Linked DNA regions of Mus musculus: all the other regions are linked to region 3. A link is a loop called in an ENCODE intact Hi-C map of the cell type or tissue named here. Cell type or tissue: left cerebral cortex. All regions are shown on one strand.

Region 1 (8,000 bases), 92 kb before region 3:
GAGACTGCGATGGCTTCCTTAAATATAACCGTGTCTTCTGGGCTCATTCTAGTTGTAAGAATGTTAATTAATAAGAAACTTATGCCCCTTTGTCTGGAGACTGATTAATCTGGCTCCAGCATTTGTGGAATATTCCGTATTATTAGCTGTTCTTTATTTCCACATTATTTATTAACCAGGTTAAGTTATTGTTACATCCTCACAAGGATACTAAAAGATGGCAGTCATGGAAAACAGCAAAGGAATAATAATAGTCGGGCTTTCTTGTGTTCCAGCCGCATTCACAAAAATGTGCGCGCTTCCGACGTTGTCATTGTTTCTACCAATAAACTAATTACCACTGTATGAAGCTCGTTTACTTCAGAAGGAGTTTAGAGAAACAGCTAATTAAGTACAGTATTTTGAAATTTAAACTGCATTACAGGGTTAGAACCCTGTAATGAAATTGCAGAAGCTTACAAGGGAAAGAGAACCCATTGCAGCTCTCTGTAGCTCCTACGTGATTGGCATCTCTTCCTCCACATCAATACTGCCTGCAGCCTTGGGGCAAACCGTTTCTAATGATATGGGGGCTGTCTCTCTCCGAAGCCCCCTCAAACCATTTCAAAAGCACTCTAGCCTGACCAGGACCACACTTTTCCTTGTGTTTATGGGCCATACATTGATCTCCCTGTGTCTTCCTAGAACATCATTAGACTACAGTAAGCACTCCAGCTTAGCATCCAGTCTCCCTGGAGTCCTTCTGCCAATCCTCCACATACTGAGTCGATTGGCTCCTATGATCTACTCAGGACTCTGGCAGAGCGAGGTCCCCTAGGATGTCATACAAAGAAACAGAACTGGACATAGGAATGAGAGAATCCCCAACTTCTTGTTTTCTTGGGAGAAGAGAGCTTCAGACAGCAGCTGGAGCTTGACCTCAGGGAGAAAATGCTCATCACAAGATAGGGAGGCAGGAAACTACTGTGGAGGGAGATACCTGAGCCCATGATGGTCCCAAGGGAGGAGCAGCACAATAGAGAGTAAGAGGGAGACTGTAGGAGGAGACTGCCCCTTGTTAAAGAGCATCTGCAGAAGCCACAAAAGCAGGGTTTCTGAGGACAGACCCAGTGACCTTTCAGAACACCACCTCTTTCTCTAGAACTTGTTACAATTCTCTCTGCCCAGCGCAGTCACAATTTTATGAAATTGGTATTGTTGTCTGTCGCTCTCTAGGTAGTAACCTAAAGGGAATCTCTTCCCTTTGGCCCTGGAAGAATCCCAGGTGAGATCCACAAGCCGCCGCCCCTGGAGGAATGCAGCCTCTAGGTAAGAGCTGTATTTACATCAATGCTTTCCCAAGCACAGGGCATAGGGTCAGATCCCAAGGGAGTGCTGAATGACCACGCGAGTCATTTCAGAGATTGATTTGCCAAACAAGCGTGGAGAGCCTAGTGTGTGTTAAGTGATGGGTTTAGAAAGGAAAGAAGGAGATGTTCAAAGTTTGAAAAAAATAAAAGGGGGGGGGGGAAGCAAACTACTTCAGTTAGAAGGATTGTGCCCATACATCTTTATTCATTTGCCCATCCTTGAACTGAGCAAATGTTTATCAAGCCAGAGAAGCAACTTAAAGCTTACCACCATAAGAAGGATGGTACGTTCTCACCAAGGAAGCTGGATGTTGTTGTGTTATATGTTATAATGTACTCAGACTGTGATGAGGAGGTACATCTACTCAGGGGGGAATCTATGTTCAAAGAATAGCTAATTTGTATCCAAATCAAGAATTAAGGGAGGGGGAGTTGAGGCGAACCAGCCAGATGCATGGCATACTGCAGCGTTTATCTGTCTGCTAGGCAGTGTGTCTATAGTGCCATAGGAGAAAGAACGGGTGGGTGGCCACTGGAGACCTCTTCTGGGGAGTTTTAATTTCAAAGTTAACATCCGTGTTGATCTAATGGAACAAAAGCCAAAGCGAACAGGGCCTCATAACAATAGAAGAGTGTCCCAAGCAGAAGGAAAAGCACATGACAGTCATCAGAGGCCAGAAAGAAGCCTGCCGTGTACCCCCAAACAGAGAAGGCTCTATATGATCAGAATGTCGCCTGGGGTGTGGGAAGGGGATGGATCTTAGTATATATCAAGTGCGGCATCACAGAGAATAAGGGAGAAGAGACAGCTCCAAGACTAGACAAGACACAGGAGCCAAGTGGTGGAAACTTTTCTTTTTGGTGTTGCAAAAAATGTTGCAAGTGAACAGGAAACAAACATCAGAGATTCTACAGCACAGCGCTGCCAAAGCCTTGGAGACAACAGAGGGTTGAAAGAGGGAATGGCTTCTGAGAAACCCGAGAAAGTGTTTGACGAGCATTAGAAAAGTGGCGGTTGTTTTAGGGCTTTGTTTTAAGTTGTAAAATCAAGAAAGTCTGCAAACTCCTTCCTTTAGGCTCAAGGCTGGCCATCTCATTAACACAGCCTACAGCAAAAATAAAAATGTACAGAGCCTGGCTCATAAATTAGGAGGAATGTTAAAATGTTGGCATCAAGCTTTAAACTACGACAGGATCCTTCTAACTGCCTAGGTCACATACCCAGGCAGCTGCCCCACGCTGAGGCACCCCAGTGACATCTTCCTGCTCTTGCATCTCTTCACTGACAGAATGGGAAGACATTGGCTCCTTGGAGACTGGTGTCCTAAGGACCCCCCACCCCCCAACAGCATACTTAGAGCTCAGCACCATGCCAGCCCTCTAGCCTTGGGTTCATTCCATGATGACATTACTTTTGATTATATTGCTAATAGACACCTAGAAAAGTACAAGTCATAAAAAAAAAACAAAAACAGGATATAATGAAAGAGGTAGGTCCGAGTTTAAGTGCTCTCCATTTCCACTCTCTTCTCAATGAAAATCCTCAAAAGTCACTTTATGTTTGTTAAACAAGAAGATGACAGCAATGCAGGTGGAGAAACTGAGGAAAGGGGAAATGGCTATGTAGCATGAAAATCATGAGTTGGTCAGACTGGGATGAGGAGGGGCCCCGGAAACACTGTAAAGAATGAATGGGATTTGGTAGAAAGACAGAAGCATTTACATGGGATGTCAGGGAGCCTGTGATAGAATACTGTTACAGTTTACATCTTCCTAATGGCTTATAAGGACAGGCTGGTGTCAGACGTGGTGTGAGCTGCATGTGTGAGGTTCTGAGGTCAATCTCCAGCACCACCAAACACAAACATAATAAATAAAAATTAAAATGCTAAAATAGCATTACTCATAATGATTTAGGAAGCCATGTGTACGGTGTGAGGTAGGTGTGTGTGTGTGTGTGTGTGTGTGTGTGTGTGTGTGTGTGTGTTGAGAAAGGTGGCTTTCAAGTCTTTCTGCAGATTAGAATTGTCTGGAGGACAAATCTCCAGTGGCCTGTCCCACGCCAAGACGCTTACTTAATCTGTGTGCGCTGATCTGAGGAGTCCCTGTCTTGGGGGAAACCATCATGCAGAAGTGGTCGGGCATTTTTAGCCAGCCTTCTGGCCTTCCTCTCAGGCCTCATCTTCAGTGACTGCTCCATTTTTACTGGTCTTTGGGGATTGGTTCTAATGTTTTGAATTAATTGGGAATCTGCACGTCCAAACACTGAAGGTCCCTGTCCCCAATTGGTTTTTGATCATCAATAGCCAACCAATAGCCAATGGCTTGGGGTGGGGGGTGTGGGGGGAGAGAGAGAGAACTTTTAAATTTGTGCAGGCTGAGAACTGGAAGAGAGGAAGGAGGAGAGATCCCCATGATGGGAAGAAGAAAGACCAGACTTAAAGGCCCACCAATGTATTAGAATCAGGGAAAGTGGCCACACGGGCCACTTCCCCAATTGTGTTTGGGGTAGCAGAGATGAAATACAGATTTTAAAGAGGAGTGTTTGCTAGCAGGAGGAAGAATAAGAACTGCCCAACCTTTGAACTAACCAGGCATATTTAAAATTAACTGCCGTGTGTGTGTGTGTGTGTGTGTGTGTGTGTGTGTGTGTGTGTGTCTTTCATTCACGAATCCAGATAGCTCTTGGGCAAGTGCAATCATCAGGAGCACAGATCAGTTAGCCAAATTACTGCTACACGGGTGTATTTGTCTATATGCTTTTGGTCACTGTCCCATCATATCAAACCCCACTGACTTATAGAGGCATCGATGTTCACCTTGTTTACCTTTAGACTATGTCAAGCCCCTACGCTTTGTTTATCACCATTGTTTCAGAAGCATCATCTCAAGTTACAGACAGGCACTCAGCAAAGGTCCGTTTGCCTCTTAACTGAATTGCTTTGAGTATATGGATTGCTTATTAGGAATGCTGGGTCTTCTAGTATCTGAGCAAGGTATGCCTCTGTTTATTTGGATTCTCTTTCATTTATATCTGAAACGTTTAGTGATTTGTTGCAAAGATTATTTAAATATCAGATAGACTTTCTTCCTAGGTGTTTGATTAAATTGACCTATTCATTCTGAGAGTCTATCTATTTTCTATCTGTACAGTAGTAGGAGAATGCCACCTGTGAATGTTGGCTATTTTCTTTGGAAGATGTATACCTCCATTATTATTATTATTATTATTATTATTATTTTACTTACTAGCTGGTAACTCACATTTGACAAACCATGATGGTGGCCATAAAAATTATAAGGCTTCCAGTGCCATGTGTGGAAAATATTCTTTATGAGTTATCAATCAGAGAGACCCTAGGGAACTCCCAAACAATGCATGCTTTTGCCTACGTTCCTCTTGGTTACCCACAAAACGAGTTGCTAACACCCCATTGCTGAAGACACCACACAACTTGGATGAGAAATCAAGGTAGCATCGATCCGGAAGCTTCCTTCTTGCCAGCTAGCGCTGAACTGGAAGCTTCCAGAAGGCACTATGTAAGCAGCTAGGGAAAAGCAAGGCATCAAATGCTCTTACCCAGCTGCGAGCCCCGTGGTTACAATAACAGCATGAGGCAAGGTGTGCCGACTTATGCAATAGTGGCAAAACCGTTATGGGGATAATCAGCCACTCTCTGATTGGCTTTGGGGTTCACTCCACAGGAGCGCATCCATTTGTGGGACTGTAAACATGCAGGAAAGGTCATAAGCCTTGTAGGGGAACTTAATTCTTCTCTTTAACTAAATTGACGCAGCACTGAACTGCCTCCTAATTATATATTTGTATCCATAGACATTCTGAGCTTTAATCAGAGAAGGTTCTCTTTTCTAATGAATTTTAGTGAATGCAGAGGTTCATGACTCTACAGGGCTCTAAGAATGAATGCCAGGGGAATGTTCAGCACTCAGGAAGACAATTATACTACTCCCTCTAAAGCCAGGCAAACATTTGGAATATGGGGTAGAAAGAATGGAGGATCTGGAGGACAGGGAGAAGAGCCCTGAAGTGCCATCTCCTGGGCAGTGTACAGTCATTGCAATCGCAGACTCTGTAGTGGGTCTATACAAGAGCGGCCCCTCCAGAGCCGGGGAGGAATGGACTCAGGAGACCACACACCTCCCTACTAAACTACTTCCTATAGCCAGACTCGGGAAAAGGCAAGAGCCTCTATCTTCAGTGTGTACATTCAGGAACCCCCATGGGGCTCCAAAGGATAGGTTTAGAACAATAGTCACTCGGATGGTACTAGCGAAACTAAATGGGTCAAAAGCAAAATAAATCAAAAGAACAGAACACAGAACCCATGGGTCTGAGGAGACAGGAAGGAAGGAATATTGATAGAGGTTGGGAGGGAAGAAGAAAGGGTGAGGAGGTAAGGGGACAGAATATATCACAAGCATGAGTGAAACCAGGGAACTAAGTTAGTTAGTGTTATGGATGTGTGTGGTTCTTTTGGGGAACTCTTATCTGATTAAGAAAATTTCCATTTATTGCCCGTTTGTTCAATTTATATCTATTTACTTGCTTTATCGAAATCATGAACTGATGGTGAATTTTAAGGGAGAAAATTTTTATGTGGCTAGTTGAAAAGATAGACTACATGACTTCAGTTTTCTATTAGTGGTTAATGGAGTGTACGTCTTACTGATGCATACTCTTCTTTTCCTTTTGCTCCGCCTCCTCCTTCTTTGTTATACTTATTTTTTCTTTGAGCACATTTTTAAGATTTTTAAATTTATTTATGTGTATGAATGTGTACCTGCATGAGTTTATACGTTTCATGTTCAGGCACATGTAAAGGCCAGAGGAGAGTGCCAGGTCCCCTGGAACTGAAGTTTCAGGAACAGTCATGAGCTGCCTGTGTGGGTCTGGAAACTGAACCCAGGTCCTCTACAAGAGCAGTAGGCACTCTTAACTGACAAACTGCCTCTCCAGCCCCAAGGTGCAGATTTGATGTATACATTTTTGTCACCGTTTAGTTGAAAGTAAAATCATTTCTAATATCTATTGTGACTTTTTTGACAGATGGATCATTTATAGCATATTTTGTAATTTCCAAATAAAGACTTTCCTAATTTTCCTTTTGAAAATATCTTACAGTTCAATTGCATTTAATTAAGGAGTATGCCTCTACCTATCATTTTAATACTTTATAATGTGTTAAAACGTCCTACATATATTTAATTTTGTCAAATAGCCATGTGTGTTAAAAGTATGCACATTTTGCTCTTGCTTGCCTTTCGGCCAGTGTTGTTCATATGAGCTTCTTGGTTTTGTGGGGGTATTTTGTTTGTTTGTTTACTGTTTGTTTACTGTTTGGGTGCTATAAACACAGTAATCATGGATTTAACAGTTCCTTTTCTTTTATCTGGAACCACAGATGTCTATTTTTCTTATGTTGTTTCTTCTACCAATATCTCCTTAGCTCCTATGTCTAGTTATTTTTAGGATGTGATTGGCAGTGTGTCTGCAAAAGTTTACAGAAATAATTTAAAGCCTACAGTGATGTTTCCTTTCTCCAAAGAGGATATCCAGTCCTGCCAGGTAGTCAGGATCATTAGCCACTTGGTATTGCCTTTTCACAATTTTACCAGCTTTTTTCTGTGCGTTGGGGGTGAGGCTAAACTGCACCACTTCTCATCATGAGTGTGTGTTCTTTGAAATTCACATTTATCCTAGAGTTGCACTTTCAGGAGTCAGAGGTGAGTTGGGGTGGGGGTGGGGGTGGGGGTGGGGGCGATGTTTTCTTCTTAGTGAGATCCTCATTTTGTCCTTAGCCTCAGGGCTCCAGAAATCGTGAACAGCATGTACCAACCACTTGGGCTGCTCCAAAACTGGGATTGGGGATTTTAACTATCAAATAACTCTCCTTGATCTCTTTTTGAGCTTGTCTCTGTCCCCCTTTACTCGATTTTTAGGTCCTCCTGGCCTTCCTAAGCCAATTATTTAGAAATGACTCTTCAGTGCACACAATACATGAACATATACCATGAAAAGCAGCAAGGTTTTGTTTGGACTTGGGCAATGGGCTCTTCCTTAACAGGATGGCAGTGCACATCCTGTGTATTGGCTGAGAGAATGGGAGACAAACCCAGCCAGGCTGTTTCAAACCTATAACAGCAGGGTGACTTTAGGTAGTAGCTTCAACTTTCTCATTCTCCCTTCATTGATATTGAAATTGAGCTAATGGTTATAGCTCCTTTATTGGCAAATGAGTGCAATAATATTGCAAAGACATATCTAGCATAAGTGCCTACTTAATGACAACTATTCTTATTGTACTCAAGCTATTTAAATATTTGGTAATACTTGCCAAAATAAACACTCATAGGCTATGAACTTGGGTTGCTAGGAATTCCTGCGTGATAATGCTTCCAAGTCCTAGCAATGGTTAGGAGATACCACTGGACCCAATGGGAATACCTCCTTGTCTTCTGGGGTCAATTACAAGCTCTAACTAAGGGAAAGTCTGGCTTTGCCTGCATGTAGCCTTGGAGCACAGGGCCTGGCAGAGACTCTGAGACTGTTACCTCCGTGGTTCAGTTTCTACAAAGACTAATTGTTTTCAGGGGTTTTCATTAGCCTCCTTTTTACACACAGTTAAGGCT
Region 2 (8,000 bases), 300 kb before region 3:
TAGTGTTTGTGGTTGGTTAGACACACCCAGTCTTCAGCCAGTGTCTCAGGGCTGGTTAGACACAGCCAGTCTTCAGACAGTGAGTGTTTCAGGCTGGTGAGACACACTCAGTCTAGTGTTTGTGGTTGGTTAGACACACCCAGTCTTCAGCCAGTGTCTCAGGGCTGGTTAGAAACACCTAGCACCACTGTAACAGTCTCTCCCAGGGCTCCACAGTGTAGTCCTGAAGCTGTCCCAAACGACATAGGTAGGAATCATACAATCCTATCTTGTTCTTCATGCTTTCTATCCTGTGTAACAGCTGAGTGTAAAACAGTATTTTATAACCACAGTGTGGATTTTTCAAACCCATTGATGTGTCCTTCCGCTGAAGGCTAAGATACAGAAAAGTTATCCGATGAAGCTGTGACTACACGCATTCAATTTTCTCTTCTTAACTAAAATCTAGAGCCAGAATCCAAAAACTTCCCCTTCCCAACTTTGGTCTTTTAAACAGCTACAGTGGCAATTAAAAAGACTCCTCTGGTCATTCTACACTACTTTAAGCACTTCCTACAATCCCACAACCCTATTTTGGAAAACTAGTATCACAAGTACTTTTTATTAAAATAAATACAGTTTTAAATAGAACTCTCAATAAATTATCTCAGCAGATGTTTTCCACCGAAGGCGCTACAGAAATTTAGCACCAATCCATCCTTCCAGACAGCATCCAACCTTGCTCAGTAAAGACTCCAGCACTCATCTTGTACGGCCATTGATTTTCTTCCCCAGTAATATCAAGAGGCTGAGAAGGAGAATAGTGGGGTCGCTGAAAGGCTGGTATTTCCAGCACTTGCCCTGGGTTTTTGCAATGGTCTATTTCAGAAAACAAAGCAAAACAAAACTAAGCTAATAACTGCTCTTTTTTTTCTGAAAGGATACCTATTATCAAGTAGAAGTGACAGTTCTGCGCTGTAACTGTAGCCCCTTCAGCTGGCTTGTGAATTTAAATGACACCTGATTTAATGTACACAAACGTCAGGAGTCAGATCAGCCTGTGCATTTTTAAACCTCCTTTTATAAAAACTAAATCATCAGAGAAAATTTCAAAGACCCCCCTAACTAGAATTCTTTACTACTACATGAAGTATCCTAAATATATACAAGTATGACTTAGGTATGCTGATAAACATTTGGAGTCCAGTGATAATTTATGTTTTGTGCAGACAACATTATAGGGAACACTAAACAGCTATCTACTAACCTGTTTGTTATGCTTTGATCTACAGACACAATAAATATAATTTAAAGAAGACTGCACACAAAGAAGAGCATCATTAAGCAAGGGTATGTGGTAACACTGTATGAGCGGCTGACAGTTAGCTGAGCAGCCTGAAGCCAAATTAGGACAGATGTGAGGGGTGAAGAACAGGACACGTGCATGCTCCATTCTTGTTTGAAATCCACATGCTACAAAGATGCTGCCTCTTCACAGGAGCGGAACAAACTCTGCACTGGAAATGACAAAAGTGGGCACAAGATACAATATGAGGAATGTCCACATTAGCAGCCTATCTACTCGGAACCTCAAGTCTATGGAACCAGCTTCTAGGAGGAGGAAAATAAAATGGTCCTGATGCAGCGTTTGCCGATAACTCATCTCTATGGGTGGTCTCTGTGTATTGGGCATCTAGTCCTTCAAGATAATTGCTATGGACAACTTGTCAAGGTCTTATGTCCAACTGTCCTAGGGCAGTGTGCTTCTAGCTGCTCTACATGAAGCTTACAATGTAACATTGTAGACTCCAAAATCGCTTACAATGTAGGCTCTAAAATCACTGTTCAATGGGTAACCACCCAACCAAAAGTAAGTGCTGAGAAACCTAATTAAGTATTAGTTCATGGGGATTCTCCCAGTGATGGGGGGGGGGGGGGACGGACAGATTGTGGGCTCTGCCTGAGCACTGCTTCGCAGCTCCATGTTCACTAGACATGGAATAGTACTCCCGGCTCGTGTTGTTAACTGATAGCTGATTCAGCATCACTAAAGAAACTCCAAATCAAGCAAATAGGTGGAGTCATGTGTTTCTTTTCTCAGTTGAAGACTTCGTGGTGCCTTGAGTGTTGCCTATTGCTTTACTGTCCCCTGACAGAATTTGGGGTGCCCATGATGCAGAGAATGTGTTGAAGTAGAAACCAAACAGTGAAGCAAGAGCTATGTGACATATTAAATGAAAGTTAGCTGAGTGGAATGGATAAATAGAACACCCCAGGGCCAAATGGCAAAACTCAGCCACTGTGGCCCAGCCACCACTTGATGGGGAAGGGGGCAACTATGGGCCATTCTAGCCATTGGAAATGGGACAGCTTCTCTGAGTAGGGTCTTGTAAATGGGAAAGGAAAACAACGGCTGTCTTTGTCCAATGAACAATGGGGTCTGTTAAGAGTAGAATAATCCACAGTTGTTTATGCAAGCATGAAAACTACTAATATTAGCCACAGATAATTCATATATCGGGTGACAGAATGAAACTCAGAAAGACCTCCCTAAGCTGATGGGCCAATCCAACAAAATGAAACAGAATCCATATTAGTGGCTCCTGACTTTAGATCCCATGATGCAACCCCAGTAACACAGGGGTTGAAGCTTGGCAAGTCATGGTGAGCCAGCAGTAAAGCAAAGTTGAGGAAATCTTTAATTTGATTAATTATTCAGATCAAAAATTTAGGGGGGGGCAGGCCTACCCCAGACCAAGAGAAGAGAGGTATACTAGGTTCTAGATATTATTTGGTGTGATGTAATGTCTGGATGTGCAGGTAACAGGGCCTGGCTTGTGACAGCCATCTTTTATCTTCAGCTTGACTGACTTTAAGGTCACCTGGGAGTCACCCCTCCTCTGTGTGGGTCTGTGAGAGTGTTTCCTAGAGCAGTTTAACTGAGGAAAGAAGAACCCTGAGGGATGCAGGCAGTATCATTCCACGAGAGTCTCAGGCTGAATTCAAAGGGAAAGAAAGCCCAAAGCACAGAGGTCACTTGTCTTTGCTTGTGTACGGCTGATAATCGCATGTGCCACTTCATGCCCCCACTACCACCACATCTTCCCACCTCGGCCAACTTCATGTGTCACCTCTTAACCACAAGTTAAAATAAATCCTTCTTCCCTTCAGTTGCCTCTGCCTGGTGTTTTGTCATTGTGTGAAGAGAGTGTTCCACTGTAGCGTGTGACAACGAAAGGACACAACATACTTATAACTTGAGGGTTTCACTATAGATAATAGATGAGAATAATTCTATGAAAACATTACAGGCAAAGCTAGAGCCAATATTGGGCAGTATAGACATTCACTCCTAAGTGTCTGTTGAAGACCTACTGCATCAGTCAGTACTAGAGAGGCAACAGAACTCCAAGTGATGGGCAACTTCATCAACACTTAGAACTTGCCAGAAATTAAAGTTCCGACAGGCTGGACACATCACGGGCTGACTGCTGAAGAGTTTAAGGCAAGAGGTGAGCTTTCAGTCAGTCACACTGGCCGTATATGTGACAGATAAGCCGTAAGCTCCTTCCCTCACAGAAGCTTGTGAGCACCCACGAGTCATGCCACACAGTTTTTCAGTTCTTTTAAGAAAAACACAACATGGCTCAGTATGGCGTCCAAGAGAAGCCGACAAAACCAACACTGGATAGTTTAAACCAAAAAACAATACTTTTTCAAGAGGGCTTCAGAGTCTTCAGGAGACTTGACAAGCCAGGTTTGAAGACATCATCTTCAGAAAAGATGGTTAGGGTAAGATGCCTGTGCTGTAAGAGGGGACCTCACATGACTGCCAACAGATTATGGTACTGGAGTCAACAAAAGCAAGGGCAACTGAAGGCACTCCCACCATGGGCATCATAGCCACTAACCTTTGTAAGTCCTCACTTCTAACATATACCCAGGAGGATGAACCCAAATATCAGGGTCTGCATTATGGAACCATGTTCAAGCATTTACTCTTACTTAAAACTGAATAAACTTGGTGACCAAGAATAGCTTACAGGTATCACAGGTCCATAAGAAGCCGCCAGGAGTCTGGAAGCTACCAGGCCATCTTCCTAGGGCTTGAGTTTCCAGGAAGGTGGCAGGCAATCACCTTTCCCTGCAAGCCTGGAGAGAAGGCCATTCGCTAAGCTCCTGGAACACGTGAGAACCTCAGGGGTAAAGCCTTCTTTAATGGTTCCTCTTTCTTCAGATCCTCCCACCCCTGGCAGTGTAGACAGAGAGGAGCTCACCCTCACCCGACCAGTCCCACTGTGGTCAATGGGTGGTCCAGAGGTCAGAGTCAGGGCCACTTCCCTTGCTACAGAATGATGTGCCAACAGCGTCTTCTGGATTCTGGGTGACACTTCAGAATGCCAGAGTTTCCTCAGGAAGTGTGAGCATACTAATCATGCCCCAGGGACAGGTGGGCACACGGAGAGAGTGTGCTCAGCTTAGCTTTGCCTCACAGCTGTCAAGCTGGGCCCTCTCATTAACGCCCACGGCTTGCTTGCTTGCTTTCTTTTTTGTAAGGTCCTTTGACTATAGCTCATGTACTTCAAATATGTCACTGAAAAATGCACAGATGGGATCCACCAGATCAGGAGAACGCTTTCACAGCTTTGGAAAGTGTGTTGGGTTTCTTTCCTTCAGAAATTTAAAAAAAAAAAAAATCCTAAATTCTAATTTCTAACCTTCCCACCTCTTCCTGCCTTACAGAGAAACTTCAACAGTAGCCAATGTTCCCAGTGCTGATAACGAATAGGGCAATAATTAATTCGGTGTTGGGTTTTTTTTCCTCCTCCTTTTTAATCCAACCAGCTAATTGCATCTGCTAGTCATGCCTCCGTAGTCTACAGAGAGGCCCACATCTGAAGCACTCACAGTAGCTGCAGCCCACTCGAATTCAGCTCAACACCAGGCCAGTAAAGGGAGAAAGGGGGACCCAGGAGGGGTGCCTGACAGGTGCTGCCCTGAGGGGGTGTGTCCTGACCGGGAGGCACTGTCATGGAGGAGGGGCCTGTGTCACTTTGAAAGTTCTGGACAAGGGGTTGGGTTGCTTTTTGTTTGCTTTGGTGTTTTTGTTTTAATGAAAGAGACAAGAAAGTGAAGCGTGGAGAGAGCTCCCAGGCGGTGTCCGTCTTGAACCGCTCTGGCTTCCTGAGCCTTTAGATCAGGACTATCTATGATGCTCTGACTAATGATAAAGAAACACACGGGACAGACATATCAGCTCAGCCCGCTCTCTGTGTATGAAGTACTCTCCTGTCATGAAGCTGTCTCATGCCAACGTGCCAGCATCCTCTTGCCCCAGTACATTTTGACATTTTGATATTTTTTGGATGTATGCGTGTGTTGGGGCGGGGGGGGGGGGCGGTTCACATGTGACAGCATCCAACCATGCAAGTGGAGGAAACGGACAACTTTCAGGAGTCAGTTTCCCCCCCTCTACCATGCAGATCCTGGAGACAGAACACACTGAGCCATCTCGCTGTCTGCCATTTTTAATTTCTGCATTCTAAACGTCCAGGTGGAATCTGCCATACCTAGTGGCTCATTCAACTGAGAGTTTTCCCTTAAATTATGTATACCACATCAAGTAGACCCCATAACCATAAATACTCTCTGTAGGATAGGCTGGATTAACAACCTTCCCAGAAAATTCTCTACAGAATGTATTAATAATAGCTTTCTACTGAAACACTACTTCTGAAAGCTCAGCAAGGATCCTTCACAAAAATGGCATCTCCTCAAGCACCACCTCCTGGTCCCTCCAGTGGTGGGCGGGGTCGGGTGGCAAAGCGTCCAATGAGAGGAGCACCACCTCCTGGTCCCTCCAGTGGTGGGCAGGGTCGGGTGGCAAAGCGTCCAATGAGAGGAGCACCACCTCCTGGTCCCACCAGTGGTGGGTGGTGTCGGGTGGCAAAGCGTCCAATGAGAGGAGCACCACCTCTTGGTCCCTCCAGTGGTGGGCGGGGTCGGGTGGCAAAGCGTCCAATGAGAGGAGCACCACCTCTTGGTCCCTCCAGTGGTGGGTGGGGCGGGGTGGCAAAGCGTCCAAGGAGAGGAGGGGATGGACAATAACTAGAACTCAGTCCTTACAGCACAGGAGCCCACGGTCAATGACTTCACATGGACATTGCGGCCACTTTCCTGGAGGTAAACTTAGCTTTTAGTTACTCTATGAAATGGTAGAGAAAAAGCATTTGAACACACACAACTGACTTCATGCTAGGATGGTGGCAACTGTGTGATATTTCAGTGGGACATTAGTGGAACCAAGGGCCAGGACCCAGTGTGTGCCAGACATCAATTAAAGTCAAAAGACACCATTAAAGATTCACCCCCATGGGGTCAGGTGCTTTTGTGGGATAATTTGAAGGTGAAGTTGGATACCTCAAGAATGTCACTGTGAATTAATGCTTCTCTGGGCTAGACTCAGAAAGAGTAGAAGGTGCTGATGTCCTTAAAGGACAAGATAAGGAAAAGGGTCTGAATGCTGGCCCTAAATAGGGCACAGAGACGCTGGCAGAACTGACATGTAAGTTTCCCCATTATGCTTGCAAGCACCTCACTAGTGAGAGAGGTTATAACCAATGGAGTAGGTTATACACCTGTCCTGCACTCCTGCCAATTCAAACAGCAGTGCTGGAGTGGAAAGGTCCAACCAAACTGTGGCTGCCTTTGGATTCTGGACCACCCTAGCCAATTTTCGTTCTGGTTGGTTCAACCGGTTGACTGACAAGCTCTGAGCTCTTAGGTCTACTAGACTGACTCTCCCAAGGTTGAGAACAGAGTCAGTGACCTTCAACTGCAAGTGCAGCCCATCTCCCAAAGTGGGTAGAAGAAAAATTCATCTGGGATCTCAAAATGTGACAGCAAGGCCGTGGTGAGGTATCACTGGGCCTAGCACGTGATGGATATCAGAAGCCCTCTCCTGCCCAGCATGGACTTCAGAAACGGTGAATATGGACAAGAACATCTGCTTTCTTTAGCTAGAGAGGTAAGAAAATCATGACTCTTTGTTGTTGTTAATCTTGCTTTATTGGTAGAAATTAAAATATTAAAGTACTCCAATATTAAAATTTAAAATATTCAGATAAAGGCAAATATGGATATACTATGGAATAAAATACAAACTTAGGATGATATTTCTTGTAACCAAAAGCCAAAGAATGCAGTTCACTGAAGTGTGCGCTCTGGATCATGGAGCTGGTGAATGGGGAGTGGGGAAGTATGAGAACCTTTACCTCAGACAGCTGGAGAAAGCCTAATAGATACAACAGCAGAAGATCACAGTTACATTTCCCGGGGGTAATATGGTCAGTCTTGGTAGTTATAAAAGTGAAGGCCATTGACCTTAGAAAACACACTTGTTATTTAGAAATGACAGAGAGACAGAGTGATGATAGATAGATATACAGATAGATTATATATACACCCCTCCCCCACACATATACATGTAGACAGGGAGAGAGAGGGAGGAAGGGAAGGAAGGGGAGAGAGGGAGAGAGAGAAAGAGGAGGGGAGGGAGGGACATAGGGAAGGAGGGAGGGAAGGACAGAGGGGTGGAGTGGGAAAACAAGGGAATGAGCAGGCCAGCCCAGGCAAAGACAGCCACAACTACAAGGTTTTTAAGTTTGCAGATTCAACTAACTACAGCAGTGAAATTCTTTTATATAAGTATGCCTACCTGTTTTTTGTTTTGTTTTCTTACCATTATTCCCAAAGCAAAGCTATATCAACTATTTACACTGCATGGGATCCTAATCACCCAGAGAGGTCTGACGTTGTATAGGAAGGTGTGTAGGGCTCACATGCACAAACTACAGCATTTCATTAGAGGCTCTGAGTACTTAGCAGTGTCCTGACATGACTTGGGAACTCAAAGAATGACTGTCTGTAGAGCAAACAGTCAAAATTATTGTACCTGTACAAAACGGCTATGTTTGTAACTCTTCTTGTAAATGTGAAATGACATCAAGATACAAAGTAAC
Region 3 (8,000 bases):
TGGTCTCCACCGAGATTAAGCATAAGTGGCCAGCCTCCATAGTCTAGGAATCAGCCATGGCGGTGAAGTGCTGGTTTGAGGAAAAGTGAGACTGCTACAAAATCAATGTCATACAGCTAGCCAGCTCTCAGGTGGTTGCCATCTCTCAGTGGGAGGAATGTTGCCTCTGCCACAGTGAGGCATATCTGTATTATCAGTCCATATGGACCACATTCAAATGATTTGTTTCTGATTTGATAAAAATACAACCCTGGCTGTTTTGAGGATCCTAAATTATAAACCTCTGGAGCAACTGAGAAGAAAGCAGACTTTCTGAGGTGGCCCATTTTGATTTTTTTGGAGCTAGATATCATTTCTTTTCAGCCACAGACATTTCCTCATCTTTCTCTCACCAATATATTCAGATGTGTTTGACTTGAAAAGAATAAGAGATAATAATTCAAATTCCAATCTAAAAAGTTTTCTGATAGTTTTCACAATGTAGTGTTTTCAACTACTGCAGTCCCTGCTTGTCCAGAGTTTTGCTTTCAAAGGCTCCAGTCACGCTGTGGTCAAACGAAAAATGGCCGATGGAAAAACTCAGGAAGAAATGATTCGTAAGAAACATATGCTGCTCTGAGTGGGGTGATGAAATCTTGCACCGCATTGCTTTATTCTGCTGGGGTATGAACCTGGGTCTTTTAAAAAAAATTATTCCATTTGTTTACATCTTAAATGATAGCCCCCTTCCAGGATAGCCCTCCATACACACACCTCCCATCCCACATCCAACCTCTCCCCCCTCCCTTTTGCCTCTATGAGGGTGCTTCCCCACCCACCTGCCCCACCACTCCAGCATCCCCCTATGCTGGGACATCAAACCTCTGCAGGATCAAGGACCTCCCCTCCCATTGCTGTCAGACAAGGCCATCCTCTGCTCCATATGCATCTGGAGCCTTGAATCCTTTCCTGTACACTCCTTGGCTGGTGGTCTAGTCTCTGGGAGCATTGTTCTTCCTTTGGGGTTGCAATCCCCCTCTGCTCGTCCAGTCCTTCCTCCAGCTACCCCATCAAGGTCCCCGAGCTCAGTCTGATGGTTGGCTCCAAGCATCCACATCTGCATTGGTCAGTTGCTGCTGGCAGAACCGACCAAGGAACACACACACCAGAACCTGGGTCTTTTTAAGAATGCGGCTAACAGTGTTCTATCTGGCAAGACAGGGGTGAACTGAAGGGGCAGCCTAGCTCACCCACTGTCTCTAGGCTCTGCACAACTCCCATCAGATAAATGTCCAGAAGTGCCCAGACAGCCCCAAAGTATGGGGTACACTTTAATGCCTGCAGGGATACTGCGACACTACTATTGCTGAGGACCCTAAAGCAAGGGCCACCTGCTTACTGAGTGCACTTGACAACATTTCTCCAATTTCTCTCAAGAAATGAAGTGTGAGCCTAAGTTTTGCCTCCCTGTAAGTTTCCAGAGGTCAGGAACAAACTTAGTGTATGCCAAATTCTAGCACTCCCAATGGCCCTAGGTGATACTACCCCTCACCGATGCTGTTGCTGTGTGTAGGGCTTACCTAGAACAAGGTCCAGAAAGTGGAGATCCAGAAGGTCTGAACCCAAGAAAGTCTAGAAACTTCTTCAACCAAGAGGTTTCCTTGATTTCAGTCTTTCTCATTTACATAAAATAATTGAACGTGTGTGTCACTTTTAGAGAATTCCAGAGATCTGGTAGAAGCAAGGTTTCTGCCTTTCTCGGGGAGACTGACCCTGGTTAACGGTGGTTCTTGCTGTTGTCCCCAATTCCGTCAGACTGCTAGTTGTGTTGTAAAAATCTATAATCAGGCTGGAGAGATGGCTCGGTGGTTATGAGTACTGATTGTTCTTCCAGAGGTCTGGATTTGATTCCCAGCAACCACGGGACAGTTCACAACTGTTGTAACCCCAGTTCCAGGGGATCTAACATTCTCTTTTGGCCTCTATAAACACCAGGCATTCATGTGGCACAGAGACATATATATGCAGGCAAAACACTCAGATAAGTTTAAAGAAATGTGTACTGCTCTTGGAAAGGATTAGAATACCCTCATGTGTGGCTCACAACTGCCTATAACAACAGCTGTAGAGAAGCCTGCATTCTCTTTGGTCTCCATGGGCACTGAACTCATGTGCACACTTAATTAAACATTAAAAAGTTTCCTGGATGGCAGGCAGAAGTGGTGCATGCCTTTATTATTACTCAGGAGGTAGAGGCAGGCAGATCTCTGAGTTTGAGGCCAGCCTGGTCTACAGAGTGAATTCCAGGAGAGCCAAAGCTACACGGAAAAACCCTGTCTCGAATAACCAAAAACAAAAATGTTACCTGGCGGTGGTGGTGATCGTGGTGGTGGTAATGGAGGTGGTGGAAGTGGCAGAGGTGGTGGAGGTGGCAGAGGTGATGTATGCAATCTCCCATTCGCCACCTTTTTTGGATGGTGACAGTCTTTGTAAGGTGCCATGTGGAGCAGAGCTCAAAAGCACAACTCGGGGCCCTGCAGTTGCAACACTGACAATCTTTATATTAACAAGAACAGAGTTCTAATTATTCTAAATACTGCCAAAATTAGACCCAACTGTTCAATTTTCCACGTGTTCTTCTTAATTAGAAATGAAATGAAAGAGAAAATGAAACCATCAAAATTACATAAATAAAAGCAGATGGAATCCAGTTTGGGGAGGTCTGCTCTGTAATAACATTCCCTTTAATAAAATTCATTGGCTAATTTGATTGATAAAAGCAGCGTTGAAATTAAATAAGAATTAACATACACTTGGGTAAATATTTGTAGCTTTCTTCACGTGCTGCCATGATAAAGGTAATTTAGCTTAAAAGCAGCCGTCATCTCTCTCCATAACTGAGAAGGCGTTACTAATTGTGTGTGTTAATATGGTACAATATGGGATTGAATAGAGATTTTATCTTAATAACATCTCCATTAAATTAGAGACAGTGTTGTATGACAAGAAAGATAAGTCTGTTTATTCCAAAGGAGCAGAGCAAATGAACAACTGTGGGGAGATGCTGGGATTACCATTTGGGCATTCCGACAAACAACAGCATTCATCACTACTGTTGCAAGCAAGGGTTTTGAGGGATAATCCAGTTTCATTGTCAAAAGTGATACTTTAATTACTATGTAAGAGACACTGATCGTTCCCTCTCTGTGTCTGGCGGATATTTCTGAAAAAGAAGAGAGGGAAAGACCAAGACCTGCTGCCTTGGCAGAAGCGTCCCTCTGGGTGACATTACCAGCCCTTCGGACACCAGGATGTGACTGCCCAGGCTCCTGCACAGGAGACCATAAAACAAGATTAGCTAACTACAGGAATGGCAGTGCAGGGCTTTGGTGCTGTGCCCAGCCACAGAGCATCCTGGCTGTCACTTGCATGTCCAGCTTATCCTCCTGCTCCATGGGTGCTGTCCTTAGCTGTGGTCTCACTAGGACAGAATGCCAGGATTCGCCTCCTGCCCCCCCACACCCCAAAATATTAGTGAGCAGAAGCCCAGCCCAGGAGACAGGGAAGTCAGCTGGGAAGCCCAGCTCTCCTCCCCACTTGAGCCTGATAAGTTTCACTCTGGTTAACCCGGCATGAACTCTACAGCACTTGTCCCAGAGGACCAGGAGGGCATAGTATTGAACAGCAGCTGTTTTGTCTGCTACTTTGTTTATGTGTCCTTTTGTTTTAAATAACAACCTGTCAAATTTTACCTAGCCAGAAACCGAAGCTCTGCCCTGAGCACACGGCCACAGTGAAGTGACAGGACAAGTTCTCTGCTGTCACCTTCCTCCCTTGAGGAATAAACACCCAAGCCCAACATGCATGTACAGGACTCAAACACGTTTCCTAGTTTTGCCTTTAAGCAAGCACACATGCACACATACATGTGCACAAGCACACACTTGTGCACACATACCACACATGTATATGTGCATGCACATGAGCACGCACACACACACACATGCATGCACGATCTGACAAAAGATAGCGTTAGCATCAATAACAACAGCCAATATTCAGGACAAGCTTAGCATGGAAACAGTTTGGGAGTCAGTATAAGCCTCCTCCAGAATACACTGCTGTCAAGAGAGTCAGTGTGCAGCAGTAGGTGCCAATCCTATTTTTATACTAGCCCTACTGAATTCTTGATATCCAGCAAAGAAGGGGGGAAATCACAGCTTAACATAAAACGGCAGATGTAACGAAACCTCACTAACAGCTTAGTCTCATAAGGAGACAGATGGAAAACTTCTCTCCAGAGATGGCTGCTTCTAGAATTCCAGAAGGAGCTTGGGGTGGATTGGCTGGTAGGAGGCTTCGAAGGAGCTCAGGTCTGAATTTCAATGAGGAGGGAACACTTTTTAGTTTAAATGCAAGATTTCAGTTATCTCTCTTTTAGGAAACAGGGAGATTACACCATGCATCGGTTTCATCTAGGACGGAAAAAGCAGCACTCCAAACCTTAGGCTCTCCCTCAGTGTCTGAGTCCAGCAAAGAACGGAAGATGCTGCAGGCTCTTTGTTTCCTATAGAGGCACCACAATGCCATCATCTGTTCAGGAACAGAAAGGAAGAACCTTCCAAGGTGTTATCAGGGAACCCAAGTGTTGGAAAAGAATTATTTCCATGATAAAAACACTGCTGGCTTTTGGCTCACAAATAGGTGGAGAGGCCAATACCTACTTTCCAGGGTCTCAGGGGTCCAGCATCACGAAATGCTATGCAGTCTGCACAGTGCAGAACACACAACAGACTGCTGCCGAGCTCTACGTCACAGAGACGGCCCAGACTCTGCAAGCCTCATTTTCCTCATGGGAAAACAGGCCAGACTCACACAAGGCACAGGCCATCTCATTTGTGCCAAATCTGGACCACTTGGCTGCCTGGACCTTCCCTTCCCAAGATGTCATTCAGGGAAGGACGGTAGGTCCTCTGTAAGAGCCGCAGACCTCGTCCCATCAACAAAGGGCTTCTCCTGTGGACTGTGACACCTCCGTGGTTTATCCAGTACCCATCATCCTGTCAACATGACTTCAATATTAGAATGGCTCCACAGTCCTCAAGGCAAAATTTGCATAATACCCTGGTTAAGGTTTGGGGACTGTCCAAAGCACATCTCTTAGATGACATTCTTTGGGGGATTTATGCTAATAGGTCGTCCAAATCTTCACCATAATTACAGGCCGTTGAATCCAGTGGCCTGGTTCCTCTAAAACCTAATTCACTTTTTATATGAATCATGCATTTCAAAACAATGAGCACACGCTTCTCCTGGAAAACGCTGCAGACAACGGACTGCTCCATCCTCCCCAGCACTGCTCCAGCCTCCCCAGCACGCCCACCTGACTTTTGGACCCACCACACACTAGTACAAATGACTCAGGGGCATGAACAGCCAAGTGCAAATTCCACATTTTAAAAGATAGACTAGGAAAAAGGTGAACTTCCCTCTGAATTCCAAGAAAGCATAGGAAATGGTATGTTGAAAGTACGTTGCTGGCCAGGCAATGGTGGCGTATGCCTTTAATCCCAGCACTTGGGAGGCAGAGGCAGGTGGATTTCTGAATTCGAGGCCAGCCTGGTCTACAGAGTGAGTTCCACGACAGCCAGGGTTACACAGAGAAACCCTGTCTCGAAAAACCAAAAAATAAAATAAAATAAAAGTACATTGCCCTCCCCCTTTAAATGAAGAGAGGCAGCACACATGAGAAATTAAGAACCAAACCCTGTGATCATGTTAGTTATTCTGACATCAGACTTGAGGATCATCCATGGGGAGATGCTGGAAGCGGGAGACGGATTCCTCATCTTTTGGTGTTTCTGTAACTGTGGCACATAGGTATGGGTAGTGATAGTGTTCCAGACAATAGAACATCACGTGATCTGGAAACGGGGCTTTGTTCTCAACATTTCAGAGTAATCGCTCCTACATATTCTTTATCTAGGCTCTAAAAATTTGTCACATAGACTTTCTATCTCTTTAAGTACATTATAAAGTTTTATTTTTGCTGAGTCTATTCAGGACAAAATGTAGGTATAACAATTTCCTATGAACTTCGGAATACATCTCTCACAGATAAGGACATTACCATACAAGATACATTTGAAGACAGCTCCTAGGGCGACTACAAATCCAACAGCTTAAATGATCTATCTAGTCTCCTGGAGCTTGTATGATGTAGGCCATGCCTAGCTGAGCTCTCTACTTAGGGTTGCATAAAGCTGGAGTCAAGTTATCAGCCAGGGTCAAGGTTTCATCTGAGGCTTGACTGGAGAAAAATCTGTCTTTCTGGATAGAGTTTAGTCCTATAGCTGTAAGCTATATACTGGAGTCTGCCTTCATAGCTAGAGGTCACCATAGATCCCTCCCAGTGTAAGCAACCCACACATTTATGGTAACTTGACTTTTCAAAACCAGCAAGAGAGTGAGAGACCACAGCAAGATGGTACTACAAACACATTATCCCAAAGTCGTGCCTGGTGTGTATGTAGCCATTAGTCTTCAGTTAGAGAGGAGAAGCCCTTTGTTGATGGGATGAGGTCTGCGGCTCTTACAGAGGGCCTACCGTCCTTCACTGAACGACATCGTGGGAAGGGAAGGTCCAGGCAGCTAAGTGATCCAGAGTTGGAATAAATGAGATGGCCTGTGCCTTGTGTGAATCTGGCCTTTGTTCCCATGAGGAAAATGAGGCTTGCAGAGTCTGGGCCGTCTCTGTGATATAGAGCTCGGCAGCAGTCTGTTCTGTGTTCTGCACTGTGCCGACCGCATTGCATTTCGGGATGCTGGACCCCTGGGACCCTGGATAGTAGCCTTTCTTTAAAAGGTGTCACACAAGATAAAAAACAAAAAACAAAAAGCCCAAAAACAACCCAGACTGCATCCAGGGATTGAGGCTGGCACTGTCCTCAGGGTACCGGATGACAGCTTGTCTCACGTCGGCAATATGAATTTGATCATTTGGTGAAGGTAAAGGCTGACGTGCTTTGCATACATTAAATTTACCAGTTTTTCCCATTGCTATTATCCAGTCACAGCCAGTTCCTTGAAATGAGTAACTCCTTAGCTGGCCCAATACACACACGCCATGCTGGTTGCTAAATGACGATTTTTCAAAACCCACCGTGTTACTCAGGGTTCTCCAAAGGACAAAACAGGTAAAAAAAAATACTTATATGTTAAAATGGTTTTATTAGACTGTTTTACAGGAAGCCATCTAGGTAGTCCAGTCTGGCTGTTTTACACCAAGAGGCTGAGAATCTACAGTGGTTCAGTCCACAAGGCTGGATGTCCCAGTAGCCTGTCACCTACTGGAGTCCAGGAGGCTTCCTGAGTGGCTGCCAAACTTCCATCTACATGAGAATCCTGAAGCAGCTGGCTTTGACTCCAGTAGAGGAAGACCTCAGCAACAGCATAGATGGACTTGTCAGCCAGCTTAAGGGCAAGCAGGCAAAAAGAAAAAAAAGGAAGAAAGAAAGAAAGAAAGAAAGAAAGAAAGAAAGGAAGGAAGGAAGGAAGGAAGGAAGGAAGGAAGGAAGGAAGGAAGAAAGAAAGAAAGAAAGAAAGAAAGAAAGAAAGAAAGAAAGAAAGAAAGAAAGAAAGAAAGAAAAAGCAAAGCTCCCTTCTTCCATGTCTTTTTATGCAGGCTGCCACCAGAAAGGGTATCCCAGATTAAGGGTGGGTCTTCTTGCTCCAGATAATCTGATTAGGAACATCCCTCACAGGAGTGCCTGAGGGACGCCTAGATTCACTTCACTGAGGAGAGGAGAGGTATGTCTATGTGTAGTGTACCTCGTTCTATGGTGGAAGGACATGGGCACCTTCTCCTTCTGTGATCTGAAATACAGAAAGCTGTGGAGAGGGACATGTCAGGGGGCTACTGACACATGTGTGTGAATACAGGCTGAGTCTACAGTTTAATGCTCTTCTCTCCTCAGTGACAAATCCCCCTGAGGCCGAGCAGATTTTTTTTTCTAGCAAGA

The links. Hi-C counts contacts between places; a loop is a spot of excess contacts. Peaks named below come from ENCODE experiments on the same cell type or tissue, not always from the same donor. Only the 100,000 strongest peaks of a DNase experiment are listed, where the experiment ranks them.
Region 1: a loop joins it to region 3, with 2.3 times the contacts of the local background. A loop is called at or near these places in 3 of 42 quality-filtered maps.
Region 2: a loop joins it to region 3, with 6 times the contacts of the local background. A loop is called at or near these places in 3 of 42 quality-filtered maps.

The regions. Positions count from the first base shown.
Region 1 is chr1:38,634,439-38,642,438 of GRCm38, forward strand. Gm34596 (a long non-coding RNA gene) reads left to right here. Exons shown (of 5, transcript XR_373334.2): 3 at 1,216-1,308. Among named protein-coding and RNA genes, the nearest start is that of Gm34596, 7.8 kb to the left of the region's middle. In left cerebral cortex, no CTCF peak of the experiment used is centred here; no DNase peak of the experiment used is centred here.
Region 2 is chr1:38,424,630-38,432,629 of GRCm38, forward strand. All of the region lies in intron 4 of Aff3 (AF4/FMR2 family, member 3), which reads right to left. Among named protein-coding and RNA genes, the nearest start is that of Aff3, 200 kb to the right of the region's middle. In left cerebral cortex, no CTCF peak of the experiment used is centred here; DNase peaks (open chromatin) are centred at 4,537 and 4,838.
Region 3 is chr1:38,726,048-38,734,047 of GRCm38, forward strand. No RefSeq gene overlaps it. Among named protein-coding and RNA genes, the nearest start is that of Gm34596, 99 kb to the left of the region's middle. In left cerebral cortex, a CTCF peak has its summit at 4,551; a DNase peak (open chromatin) is centred at 4,323; H3K27ac peaks cover 567 bases.